2 separate regions of the Mus musculus genome follow, and region 2 is linked to region 1. Evidence: chromatin loops called from intact Hi-C (ENCODE). Cell type or tissue: left cerebral cortex. All regions are shown on one strand.

What was found. Hi-C counts contacts between places; a loop is a spot of excess contacts. Peaks named below come from ENCODE experiments on the same cell type or tissue, not always from the same donor. Only the 100,000 strongest peaks of a DNase experiment are listed, where the experiment ranks them.
Region 2: it touches region 1 in a loop (2.1-fold over the local background); 4 of 42 quality-filtered maps call a loop at or near these places.

Annotation. Positions count from the first base shown.
Region 1 is chr12:80,875,777-80,878,276 of GRCm38, reverse strand. It overlaps Susd6 (sushi domain containing 6), which reads right to left. Exons shown (of 6, transcript NM_178682.4): 6 at 1-1,181. The coding sequence ends at 1,156. Among named protein-coding and RNA genes, the nearest start is that of Gm23298, 34 kb to the left of the region's middle. In left cerebral cortex, no CTCF peak of the experiment used is centred here; DNase peaks (open chromatin) are centred at 215, 966 and 1,302; H3K27ac peaks cover 699 bases.
Region 2 is chr12:80,815,430-80,817,929 of GRCm38, reverse strand. The region is part of intron 1 of Susd6 (sushi domain containing 6); the gene reads right to left. Among named protein-coding and RNA genes, the nearest start is that of Susd6, 26 kb to the right of the region's middle. In left cerebral cortex, no CTCF peak of the experiment used is centred here; a DNase peak (open chromatin) is centred at 1,035; H3K27ac peaks cover 735 bases.

The sequences.
Region 1 (2,500 bases):
AGCTGGCAGGGAAAATAAGGAGTGGCTTTTCAACGATGACGTGTGGAAAGGCAGGGAGGAGAGAACAGAGTGGGAGCAGTGGCACAGCAGGCCACTTCCTGGGCACAGTTACTAAGGCACATGACCGTGGTGAGGAGGATCCTCAGGACCTGCCGGAGCTGCCTGCAGCCACCGGGGACTTGGTCTGTACCTATCAGCCTCCCCTCCATCACCACAAACCTAAAAAGGGGCAACTTGCCCAGACTGCCAAAAGCCAGATGAGCTTTTGTTGGCATCTCAGCAAATCTCAGGATTCTGTGGGCTGCAAGGAAGCCAGAGCTACCTAGGACAAAGTCCAGGAAACAGCATGCAACTTCCCCTTATCCAGGAACAGAAACCAAGGCCAAGGCAGCCAGTGCTGGAAGCAGGAAGTGAGAACTTGAGTATTAGGAAGACAATCATTATCTGACACCTTTCCTCCTTCCCACAGGTCTTCTGGGTGCTTCTTAGAAACTCTCAAAAGAGCCAGGAACCTGCACGAGAGCTGGTCAGCGAGTGCTGGGTGGCTTTGGCATGACTTCCCAAACCTCTGTCCTCAGTTAAGGAAGATGCCGCCATCAGTGTCAACACACAGGGCAAGCTCAGGGACCCACATTCTGGACCCAGCATGAGCTATTCCTGCTTTGAGTGCCTTACTACTCTTCAATCTGTTTCTGCAGCCTCAGGCCTGGCCCCCGGGTACAGGTGGCAGTAGCCACTAAGGCCTGTGGATAGCAACCCACCTGCACAACAGGGAACCTGGACAGGGTGGGGAAGGCACAAGTAAACACAGCAGTGCTCAGGCCCTCATGGCTGCGGGGCTGCCACCAAGAGCTGGCTGGAAGGGACCCAGAGGCTGAGGGGAAGGGGAGGTTCAATCCAGCGCATTCAGACACATCCCTGACAGACAGATGGGAAGGCTGGGCCAGGCAAAGGGCCAGGTCCTCCAGCTGTCCAGTGGGCAGATGGTGAGAATCTTTCTTGAGTATCCATCGAGGTGGCCTGCAGGCTCTCAGGTACACAGAGATACACAGGTGGCAGTTCAGGCATCCAGGTGGGGCAGCTAGAGAGGACATGGTACTCAAACCCACAGGAAGAGAGAGGACGGGCAGAGAGGACAGAGGCCAGCGGCAGCCCTCATGCTTCTTTCAATAGTGGGATATCTGTAGAGACAGGGAGGGAAGTACAGCAGTTACCTAAGGGTGTCTCTCAGTATCTCTTCCAACTCCACCCTAGAGAGTCCCAAACAGCGCTCATTTAAAGAAATAAAACGTTCTGCTGTACATGTCTAAGCTAGTCAAATTTTCCTGCTTTCTATTTCTGGCCTTTCTGCTTCTATTCTCCCACTGCCTGTACGATAAAATCCCAATGCTAAGCCTGGTATCCAAACACCTTCTGGTCCCACCAACATAACCCTGATTCTGTTCTCTGCTGGTCTAGTAACTTTTGATTCTTTTCTAACCTTGCTCTAAGAAGTTTCAAAGTTCTCTTTAAGTTCTACCTTTTTAAAAAAGCTACCTGTCATCTGTGTGAACCTGGACAAATCATTTTGGACCAAACCAGTGGGTTTTGGTCTTCTCATGTCACCAGAGGGGAGAAGTGCTAGACCCATGCTTTAAGATCTGGAATCTGTCTTAACAACACTGGTGTCCTCATCATGGCATGAGTTCAATTTCTTTTCATTATTGTACTTTTAAAAACTTCATTATATATTTATCATTCCTTTTAACATGTGTACATCCACACACTACAGGAACTACTTGATGACGTGCATCTATACCTGCAGGTCAGAGAACAACTTCTGGGAGTCAGCTCTCCCATTCTACCATGTGGGGACTGGGGACCAAATTCAGATCATCAGGCTTGGTAGCAAGCGCCTCTCTCTGCTGAGTCATCTTGCTGGCCTTATTTCTGTATTTGAGAGCCGGGGTCTGTGCAGTCCAAACTACCCTTGACTGTGGTCCTTGTCTTAACCTCTGAAATGCTGACTGCAGGCCTGAGGCACCATATCTGGCTAGCACCACAATTATTGATTCCATTATTTCTCTAGTGCAGGCCTCACTGACTTTCCTACTGATACTCCTTGCAACAGAGAGAGTACTTCCTATTTGCATCAGATCTGAAACCTCATCCAGCACCAAACACAAGATATGGCTTTCAAAAAGTTTTGCTCAGACCAGGTGTAATGGAACATACTTTTAATTCCAGCAGAATACTTTTAATTAGAGGCAGAAGCAGAGCAATCTCTGGGAGTTTTGAGACCAGTTCTCATTTACACAGTGAGTTTCAGATAGCCAAGGTTACACAGTAACACCTGCAATCAGCCACTTGTGGCTAGGGTAACAGGATAGTAGTCTCTGAGCCAGCCTGGGCTATGCAGGAGCCCTGACTCTGAAAACATCAACATCATCAACAACTACAACAACAGCTCCCAAACCAAAAACTTGTTTACTAAACAAATAAGTAGCCATCAAGAAAGAGC
Region 2 (2,500 bases), 60 kb after region 1:
CTACCACTGAGGTTTTGTTGTGGTGGTTGTTTAAAAGTTCTCTTTCTCTCTCTCTCTCTCTCTCTCTCTCTCTCTCTCTCTCTCTCTCTCACACACACACACACACACACACACACACACACACACACAGAGAGAGAGAGAGAGAGAGACAGAGACAGAGACAGAGACAGAGACAGACTGAGAGAGAGAGAAAGAGATAGATGCATACTCCTCTTCTTGGGGTGGGGGATGTAGCTCACTCATTTAGTATAGGGCTCCCTAACACTGCCTAAAATATGGTCTGACGGAGCATACATACCAGTAATCTCAGCACTTAGGAGGAGGTGAGGTCATCCTCACCTATATATCAAGTCCTAGGCCAACCTGAAACGCATGGGACCCTATCTTTAAAAAAATTAAAATTAAAATTCCCATACTATCCCTACCTCTTAGTAGTTTTCATTCATAATTTTATGCCAGCTGAGAGCCTCCAAACTCAGAAGTTACTAAGAATGATGAGGGCACATTACTTTCTTCTTGCATTTTTTCCTTCTCTGTACAAAGCTGAAGAAATGCAAGCTTGACCCACAACCTTCCAAGTAAGTAATTCAGTCCATACATGTTGTTTGAAGATGTCTCAGGAGGAAAAATGGAAAACAGGGTGATGAACCTAAAGTTACAAGATGATAGATAGAGGCTCATCATTTACATCTGAAAGAGACCCAAAGGTTCATTTCTAAAGGTTTTTATTTCCCTGGTTTTTCTTTCTGCAGTGCTATTTATATTACATGAAGATTATTCTCAAGGACCAGGGCTAAAGGACAAAGCACTCACAAAGTAAACAAAAACTCAGCAAAGGCTCTCTAGTAGAGTAGTTAGAAGGCAGCATCTAGAACAAAACTAAGACCTGGATAAAATGAGACATAACATGCATTACACAGAAGTCAGAGTTGGGGAGGCAGCCCTAGACTCATCCATATAATTAGTCCCTTAAAAAATAGGCTGCTGCTCACCCACACTGATTCACAACCGCTTCCCTTGCTCAGGTCACTCACAGGCAGCAGATGGCCCTAGCCCTAGGCAGATGGCTGAATATGAACAGGACAAAACTAAGGCCCATCCCTGATTACAAAAGTGCCTGGGGGTTGGCACAGCTCAAAATCAGCAGCAGCATCCAAGGTTCTCCAGCACCCACAGAGCTCATAAAGAGACTGGGTAAAGAGTTTAGTTAGGGAAAGACCCAGTACAACTCTCAAACTGGCCCAGGAGTGGTCATACACACCACAATCTAAGCAGTGTACCAGCAACTAGGGAAACAGTGATGACAGAGGTGGGGACAAAAGGAAGTTTGTCACAGTGACAAAGGTGGTGCTCTCAGGAAGTTCTCTAAAATGTAAGGGCAAACAAGTAAACAGATGGCAGTACAGTGGGGAAGTGCTGAGTCCAGGGCAAAAACAGTAAGGTAGGCCAGAGACACCCAGAATGCAGTGATCCAAACAGACCCTGGCTTTATAGATGTTACCTAAACAGACATGAAAGAGGTAGAGAAAAACATAAGGATCATTCCAAAAAGAAACAACTTAAGAGGCAAAAGAGAATTGGGAATCACTCCCACCTTTGCTGCTAGCATGAGACCCTAACCATTACTACCTAAAATGAACTATAAGGCCATCTTATCATGTCCTATCTATTCAATTTAATAGAAACTATAACCTCAGCATGAGCTGCAACTTGCCTAGGGACACAGGCCTGAGTGCCTAAACCAGAGCCCAGTTCTCTCACTCAACAGTTTTCTCAGGTGTTTCCCAATCAGAATGTGACTGCTAACTAAATCTTCAAGGACACATATCAGCCACAGGTCTGCTCTCCCTGGGTTAGGTATATTCTAAACACTCCTGGAAGGGCACTTGCTGAGGCCGCTCTACCAGATAAGGAACTCATTAGGAGCGCCAGTGTGGCACGAAGAGCTCATGAGAAAATAGTAACAGGTACCTACCTTCTCTTCTGGAAAGAAAGCAGCAAGCATTTGCAACAGAACATGAGATAGACTGTCTCTGTCTGTACAGATGCATCACACACACACACACACACACACACACACACACACACACACACAATTTAAAAAATGGGACCCTTAGAAATGTAAGACTGAGGGAAATCTGTTAGTACATAACAGGATATGTGCAGGCAGGCTTAATTAAGACTCCACAGCCTGTTTCCCAGGAGCCTACCTCCTTGTCTAGCTAGTCATATTAACTTAGCTATGAGAAGCAGTCACTATAGAGAAGTTACCCTTGGGGGTGGGCCATCAGTCTAGCAGACAAGTCTTTAATGTCAGCGCCCAACTGCCCTGTCACCTCAACCTCTACTTTCAACAGCAATTACTCTGTGACCCCAGCTCTCAACCAGGCTGCCTACTTTGGATCAGAGTATATGTAAGGTAAGGTGGAAAAGAGTATCTCTCTCTCTCTCTCTCTCTCTCTCTCACACACACACACACACACACACACACACACACACA